Linked DNA regions of Homo sapiens: region 2 is linked to region 1. A link is a contact called in ENCODE Hi-C or POLR2A ChIA-PET data. All regions are on one chromosome and are shown on one strand. Each heading gives the region's core, a stretch centred on a gene start or an enhancer-like site at or near the end of the contact. The rest is flanking DNA. Distances are from core to core; before and after follow the strand shown.

Region 1 (4,441 bases), core at 1,588-4,087:
TGGACACAAGCCCAGTTGCTATGGGTCTGCAGCCGCTGGCTGCCACAGGAATCCCTCACAGGCTGGCCCAGTACCCATCTGCACCCAAGCGGCCAGGGCCCCAGGAGCCACCAGCTCCCTGCCAACCTAGGCTGGTGCCCAAGTGGCAGACACATAGGCTCGGAATGACAGCCTGCACTCAGCCACCGATCCACCAGGAAAAGGGGTGCCGCTGCCAGGGAGGGGCCGAGGCACTTCTTATCCTCATCTATGTTTCTAGAATTTACTCCAGTAAGAAGGGAAAGCAAAGCTGAGAGGCAATTCCCATCTTCCCCCAAATCCATCCTTCTGGGAAGCTGGGAGCAGAGCAGTTTCCCAGCAGGAGTCCTGTCTGGGGAGGGGGGAGATGGGGCAGGAGCGAAGGTGTGGAGGACGGAACTCACGGCGTGCCAGGCGGACAGTGAATAGGCCAGGGTGACAGAAAGTGAGGTTGGCAAAGAGGTGGGGGCACGGAGGACCCCAAGAAAGTTCCATGGCGGTAATGAGGCCCAGACTCCACTGACCAGAATTAGCCATGTGGTGTGGCTACGCGCTCTGACCCAGGGAAGCAGGGGCTGGTGGCACTGCCACAAGCCTGGGCACCACGGGCTCTCTCCCAGCCCCACTGGCCCCAGCCGCCCTGCCTTTTGGTAAATAAGTGTGTTCTGACCACAGGGCCCTGAGGCCAGGCGCCTCTGCTCACAGACAGCCTTTGTGTGGGCCATGAAGGGCCTTTTCATCCCTGCCCTGGCCTCCTGCCCGCTCAGCCCGGCCTGCTCCCACCTCAGTAGCTGAGGCCACAGGCCCCCAACAGGGAGGGCCTGTGCCTCAGATGGGGCCTGGGCCTCAGCCCACAAGGCCGCTCCTTCCCTTCCTGTCTGCTACAGGACCCCAGCCCACAGAGCCCAGGGCCGTGTACACACCTGTCCAGAGCTCCCAGCCCAGGGGTGGGGTCAAACGCTCTCGCAAGAACAACAGCCAGAACCCCAGAGACTCCGGGGTTGGGAAGGCCTGGTCTGGCCCCTGCGGGGGGCCTGCCTACTCTTGGTAGGACACATGGAGGGAAGTGGGGCAGTGAGGCCAGGTGAGGTCCTGGCTGTCCCCAAGGCATCCTGTGGTGGCAGAGGAAGCCCACCCGCCTACAATGATTAGGGACAGTCTGGCCTGGGAACTCTGGCCGGCAGCCTGGGCCAGGAGGGTCAGCCACACAGGAGTAGGAACCTGGGCAGGAGCCACAGGCAGCCCAGGCCCAGCAGGCAGGAGCCAGGGCCTCCCCTTCGGCCCACACGGACCACCAGGCTGGAGAAGCAGCTTCTTCCCAGTGAGGGGGCTGCAAAGATCACAGCCCCAGGATCCAAGCCATGGAAGATGCCACCTTCCCCTTTAAGTCCCTTCCCCCCATCCTGGGAACACCGCATGGCTCGCCTAGGCTGGCGCCTCTTCCACCACAAGGGAGGCTGGCGCCCTCCCAGCTTGCGGGAGGAAGTAGAGTTCTGTTGAGACCACCCTGTGCCAGGGAGGGGCTCGGACCACAGAATCCACATTCGCGCTAACTGGATGTGGGGCCCATCCCAAAAGCTCCGCACGTCTGAACTCACGAGGCCTCACAGACCCCTGCAAGTGAGGCAGAGCGTGGCTGTGTCACCATCCTACAGATGACGAGAAGGCACAGAGAGGTTAAGAAACCGCCCGGTCAAGACTGAGCACACCCTGGCCTCAAGCTTCTTCCTGGGCGTCCAGGGAGAAGCCAATAGTCTCCGGTGCTCCTCGCTGTCACCCAGACCTCCCAGGGTGTGGCCGAGGGGGCCTCCCCAGGCCTGTCGTCCCCCAGAAGCTCTCCCCAGGCCATGCTCTCATGACTGCGGTCCACCTTTCTCACAGATCCACGGGCGCCCTCCAGAAGACCCAGGCTGCAGGGTCCCTGAACCCCGCTACTGTGACACAGAAGCCAGCTGCCCTTTGGTCCAACTCCCGGCCAAAAGGAGCAAAGACCACCTGTAACCCGTCTGCGCCCTTTGTCTCTCAGGCTCTGAAGCCAGCCTGGGCCAGTCTTCCCCTCTCCACAGGGCCCTTGGGAGCCTGCCAGAGGCCTCCCTCTCGTGGGACCCCAGACTCCGCCACTCTGATCTCAGTCCAGAGGTCCACACCGTTTTGCAGAGGGATCTTGGGCCTTGTATTCTCTCCCTCTCTGGAGCCTTTTCCCAGATGGGGACAGTACCTGGGTCCTCATTCTCTAAGGACGTCGCAGAAACCAGCAGGGAAGCTTTTCAAAGTAATCAGCAAGGCTCTGCACTCCTCTGGCCCCTCAGCTGCTTGTCCTGTGCCTGGTGCCCCAGCTGCCTCCCAGACCTGGGAGACTTCAGATTTTAAAGTGCTAGAGCAATACCCATGTCCCCCTCAACAGCAAAACATCCCTGGGCCTGCCCCCCAAGTTGTCCTCCTTCTCCAGAGGCCATTATCCCTCCTGCTAACAATTTCCTGAGACGTCCATCCCACACAGCTGCTGCCAGCCGGCCTCACAAGAGCTCTTCGCAGAATCACCCCAAATAGTCATCCCATCTCCTGTGAGAGGGCTTCCTCCCCAGTGAACGTTGAAGAATCTGGCCCCAAGGTAGTTATCGGCCCTGGGAGGCTAGTGGTGGCTGAGACAAGGGCCTTCACCTCTTACCTGTGAGCACCGCAGGGGCCAGAACCCCGGAGACCAGCAGCAGCGCCATGCGCAGGGCCAGACAGGATGCCATCCTGGCCGGGAGTGAGGGCAGCGGCGGGCGGGACGCACGGAGGACTGCGCTGGTTAACTTCAGGGCAGTGAGAAAGAGGCATCAAAGGGCTGGGAAGGGTTTTCATCAATGCAAACTCTGTCCTCCTGGGACATCGTGCCCGCACCTCCCCACCCCCCCGCTCCCCCCACCAACACACACACACAAGAGCTCACAGAACAGACCTGCTTTCCTGAACCTGGGAGCAGCCCCGCTCTTGGAGAGGGAAAGAGGAAATTGCCTGTGCTCTCTCTCTTTCTCCACCCCGCAACACACACACACCTCCCACATTTACTCCTGGACCACTGAAAATGAAAGGTTTTCAAGCTTTCTTGTGCAAAAGAATCACCCAGGGAACTTGAAACATGCTGCTGCCTCTGGCCACTGTGTTTCAGTGGGGCTTGGGTAGCCCAGGGAATCTGCATGTTAGTGCCTGTGGCCTGGGCTTGGGGAAATTTGGCCTGAAGCAGGCAGCACTGAGTGCAGGACGGACTCTGCTCACCTCTGGGTTCTCCATGCCTGGCCCGGAGTAGGTGCTCAGTGCTTGTTGAAGAAGGACTTTTAAAGCAGTTTTGATCCAAACCCTCAGGCAGCTCTAGTCTTTCCTAAAACGCTCCTGTTTCCTCTTTCGCTCTCTGCCTCCCTAGACCCCTGTGCACTTATGACATCCATTTCCAGGCTGGGCCTGGCTCAGAACTTAGCCCCACTGCCCACTGCTTCTCAACAGCCCCGCAGGGTATCTCACGAGCGGCTACAACTTACAGTGTCCAAAGCAAACCTTGACTCTACTGCCCCTTCCCTCACTCAGTCAGTGGAATCCCAGTTCCCCGCTCCCAGATGTTCTAGCCACACAATGAAGTCATCAAAGGTGTCTCTTTCCCTCACTTCCCACGTCTGAGCCCTCAGAGTTCTGTCAGCGCCCCCTACTTCACACCTTGATGGTTTCCCACCGCGCTAAGGGCTTGCCTCGGCCCTGCTCAGCTTCCCACCCACGAGCTCTATGTTTCAGTCCACTGGCCGTGACTAGGCTCCCCCAACAAACCCCCAGATCCTGCCTCAGGCCTTTGCATGTTCCCCTCTCCTCCCAGAAGGCAGTCCTGTGGTGATTATGTGGCCACCCCTTCCATTCAAGCCTCAGCTTGATAAGTCAGCCCCTCAATCCCCCCATCACTTCAAATTTCTTTTTAGCATGCGTATTTATATGAAATTACCTTGTACCTACCCTAACAACTTCTCCTTGCCTCCATATCCATAACTAGAATCAGGTATCAGCATTCCTAGGGAGAGCAAGCACAAAGTCTGACTTAGGAGGAAATAAGCACAAACTAAAAACTACTGTTAATTTATGCTAGCAATAAATTAGTATCAAGTTAGTAAGATACGAATTTTGCTAATTTATATTAATAGAAACATGGTGTGGGAATGAATTCTAAGGTGTCAGACTAAATAGGCAAGATGTGAGTATGACATTAGATCCGGCCACATTCTAGACAGGGGTGTGCTTAGTGAAGTCTGAATTTAATGTTTCAACCTAAGCATCTAGGAGCAGCTCTGTTTGGCTGGCTGACCAAAACCTAGGCTCAGTAAAAGCCTGGATGCTATGAGATTGAGAAGCCTAACTTAATGAAGAAGGGGATACCAATGGCTTAGTAAGAAAGGAATGT
Region 2 (4,023 bases), core at 616-3,115, 210 kb before region 1:
CAGAGTGAGACTCCGTCTCAAAACAAAACAAAACAAAACAAAAAAACAACAAAAAAGAGGGGGTGTTTGAAGAAGAAACACGACTCCAGTGGGCCCAAGCAGAGCGGCCCATGGTGAATGGAAAGCCAGGCCCAGCCACAGAGGGGCCACCTGTCAGGGGCAGGGATCACTCAGCACCTCGTTCCCGCTGAGCTCCCTGCCACCCCCAAATGGCTTCATCCTCTTGGACACTATGCCCCGTGGATTATCTCCCAGGGGTTGGCCACCAGCCTTGCCGAGACCTGGATTTGCCCCAGCAGCTGGAGAGCAAGTCTTGGGGTTGTTTCTAACAAGAAGGTCCTAGGAATCCCAGATTCTCTTCTCTTTCTAGAAGCTCTACCTTCCTTTGGCACAGTCATCTCTAATGTGAGGAGGAGAAGGTACTTTTCACTTTCCTAAAACCTGTGAGAGGAAAAGGGGGCTGTCAAGTGCTAGCACCTTGGGAGAGGGGCACACTGCGGTGGCCCTCAGCCTGCTGAAACCCTGGCAGCAGCTAACACCCATGGAATCCATCGGCTGCTGAGGCCAGAAGGCTGTCAGGAGATCGAGGGAAAGCTATTTGGATCTTAGGCTCTTACTTAAAGCTGCTGGTCTGTTCTCACCCACCATAATCTTGCCCCATTTTGCTACTTAAGATTCTCCTGAGCCCGGAAGGCTCACCTGGCCCGTAGAGCCCTGTAGACAGGACCAGCCTCTGTAATGAAGCCAGTGCCTCAGTGTAGAAGCTCCACACACTCACCCCCTCAGGTACAGGCACTCCACTGAGCATTTACATATGTTATTGGTATGTTTTGTTTAACTAGATTTTTTTTTTTTTTTTTTGAGACGGAGTCTCACTCTGTCACTCAGGCTGGAGTGCAGTGGCACGATCTCGGCTCACTGCAACCTCTGCCTCCCAGGTTCAAGCAATTCTCCTGCCTCAGCCTCTCAAGTAACTGGGATTACAAGCTCCTGCCATCACACTTGGCTAATTTTTGTATTTTTAGTAGAGAGAGTTTTTTTTTTTTTTTTTTTTTTTTTGAGACAGAGTTTTGCTCTTGTTGCCCAGGCTGGAGTGCAATGGCACGCAATCTTGGCTCACCGCAAACTCTGCCTCCCAGGTTCAAGCAATTATCCTGCCTCAGCCTCTCAAGTAGCTGGGATTACAGGCATGTGCCACCACACCCAGCTAATTTTGTATTTTTAGTAGAGATGGGGTTTCTCCATATTGGTCAGGCTGGTCTCGACTCCTGACCTCAGGTGATCCACCCACCTCGGCCTCCCAAAGTGCTGGGATTACAGGCATGAGCCACTGCACTTGACCCTGTTTAACTAGATTTTTTAAAATATATACTAACTTTAAAAAATGAAATCCATACAGAAAGATATAAAATAAAAAATAAACATCTCCTTCCCCACTCCCATGAGCCCCTCTTCTTAGATTTCCTATTCCTGTTTGTAAGTAAGTTCAGAAATTTTAAACATACCCACAAGATTATATATGCATATCTTTTTAGATGCCAATAATATCATACTATGTATACCGTTTTCTGAAATTTGTTTTTTTCACCAAAAAAGATCATAGAGGTCTTCTCAAGCCAAGTGAGAGATGGTTTATTACTATTTTCATCATGTTTCACCATGTGCTGTACACGTGTTGACGTTTATTAGTGATTGTAGGTAAATCACTAGAAGGTGACAGCTGGCTAAATGACCTGGAGATTTGCTATTTTGATAGAGACTACCAACTGTACCAACTGTCTTCCAATGAAGTTGTGGCCTTTTTTTTCTCCTACTAACCGGATATGAATGTGTCTATTTCCCCACACCCTGCCAACTGGCTGTTATCAGACCTTTTAATCTTTGCAAATCTGAGAGGTGAGAATGATAACTTGCTTTAATTTGCCTTTCTTTATGAGAAAAGTCCTTCAGCATGTTCCCATGTTTAGTTATCTGTATTTCTTTTTCTGTGAATTCCCTTTTGTGTCTTTGACTCGCTTATTTTGGTATCATTTTTTGCTTAGTTATGAATAAGACTCTGATATATGCTACAATATATTTTGGAGTTATTTTTAACAGGTTGTTTTTAAAGCTGTGTAGATGTTTTACAATTTTATGTGGCTAATTTTACAATATTTTATTTTATGGCTTTTGCATCATGGGTACTTAAAAAGAATTTTGAGTAATTTCACTTCCACATGTCTCTTCACTTCACATAGAAAAGGTGATTTTTCTGTCTTTCTTCCATGGCTTTAGTCCCCATCCTTCTGCTCCCTGTCCTACCTCCAGAGCCTGAATTGATACAATCGTCTTGCATCAGAGATAGCAAGGATGAATCTCTAGTCCAGTGACACTACATCTCCCAGGGACACCTCTGGGACACAGAGAACCACTGGCCTCAATCCCCTTTGCAGAGCCTGCCAGACAAATGTGGAGATAGCTCAACTCTGCTGTGCTCTTATTTTTCAATGCTCTCTTCCCTTGGCACTTCCTCCTGTAGGTATGCAAATGAGGTGAGGGGTGAGAACAGCCTCTTATTTGGCTGAGGGCAGCTGACTTGTGGAAGAGCTCCAGCCAGCCCAAACATCAGCCTGTAGACAGAGAGAAAGAACATAATCACGAAGGGAGAGTCAGAGGCAGGCGCACAGAACAGGAAAGGCTTTTTGGTTCAATCAAGTGTGGCAGACAAACCTTTATGGCTTTTTCAAAGATGTTCTAGAAACACTGAAACAAAGAAACAGCTCCATGTTACCAAAACAGATCAGAATTCAAAAGCTAGTATAACAGGAAGAAGATACTTCCCCCTTAGACAGTAACATCTCAGCAGATGTTAATGACCCTGCATAGCCAATGCACAGGGCTGGACATTCTGACCCCCAGGGCTGAATCAGTTTCAACCTTCAAGGGAAAACATACAGCACCACCCCACACACACCCCATCAGCCCCGCCACACACAAGTCGTTGGGTGAGCAGTAGTACCAAACTGTATTCCACGGGTGTGGAGGCTCTGCCAAGCGGTGGAGGAAGGTGCTCACTTGGCCTGCCACCCCACCAGCAGTTTGTACTTCACTCTGGTCCTATATACACACACACACACACACATATACATGTGCACACACAACATATGCATACATGTGTATACATGTAACATGCATGCATGCATGTGTGTATGTACACATGCACACACACACACACAATATCTTGCATGCAAAATGTTTAAAGCAAAGATTCTACAACTAAATAGTGTTTGGCAATTGCTGCCCTGGAACATAACCTGGAAAACATGCTCACTGCTCTTTAGGGGCAGTGGGTCCCGCCCAGCCCTTCCCCAGCTCTTTGTGGTGATTTGGTAACACCTTGTTACGCTAACACTGGCTCTCAGCTGAGACTCCTCCCAGTGACTGGATGACCTTTCAGAGTAATCAGATCAGGATTATTCCCATTGGAGATCTGGGTTAGGATAGCACTGGGCCCAACAGTACTTCCTTCTGCTAACAAATGAGATTTGTTCCATTCCCAAATGAAGGGGGGCTTACAGCAAATTTCCCATGTGACTCCCACAGGTGCTGGGTGATGACAGGTGCCCACCCTGTGCTGAGTGTGGAGGCAAAGAAGAGGCAGGAAGGTGCTTCTCAGTAGAAGAGCATTTCTGGACCAGGTCAACCCTGATGTAGTACGAGAAGTTCTACTCTAATATGGGAGGACAAGCCCGTGGAAGTAGGAAGAAACATCATCGTGTTTGATTCTTTCAGATAAATCTTAGCATTTCTGTGTGGCCATTCCTAGCCAAATGAACACTGACAGCCAGACCCAGGAACATCTTCACCATGGACAGACCCACAGAGAGACAGAGAATCCAACTATAAAATTCAAGAACCTCTTTGTGTTCCTATCTTGCTTTGCTGATCTGCTCCTGTAATTGCTTTTAAATCCTTTTGTGACTCTTGTTACGTATCATTTCTAATTTCTAATGTTTTTGTCTGTGTTTTTGCATTTTCTTAAGA

What was found. Hi-C counts contacts between places; a loop is a spot of excess contacts on that map. ChIA-PET counts read pairs that join two places held with the same protein, here RNA polymerase II (POLR2A). Pooled maps may share reads with other maps.
Region 2: POLR2A ChIA-PET joins it to region 1 with 14 read pairs in activated T-cell. The contact joins the enhancer-like site here to the promoter of SNORC in region 1. A Hi-C loop is called at or near these places in 4 of 50 pooled maps. POLR2A ChIA-PET finds 5 or more read pairs at or near these places in 5 of 52 experiments (A673, HepG2, activated T-cell and 1 more).

Annotation. Positions count from the first base shown.
Region 1 is chr2:232,868,660-232,873,100 of GRCh38, reverse strand. It overlaps SNORC (secondary ossification center associated regulator of chondrocyte maturation), which reads right to left and starts at 2,837. Exons shown (of 3, transcript NM_001394206.1): 1 at 2,687-2,837. The coding sequence starts at 2,759. RefSeq lists an enhancer at 142-907.
Region 2 is chr2:233,074,698-233,078,720 of GRCh38, reverse strand. All of the region lies in intron 1 of INPP5D (inositol polyphosphate-5-phosphatase D), which reads right to left. Among named protein-coding and RNA genes, the nearest start is that of INPP5D, 16 kb to the right of the region's middle. Within about 2 kb of position 1,865, at least 11 of the 41 ENCODE cell types and tissues checked have a DNase peak (open chromatin) inside an H3K27ac peak, as active enhancers do.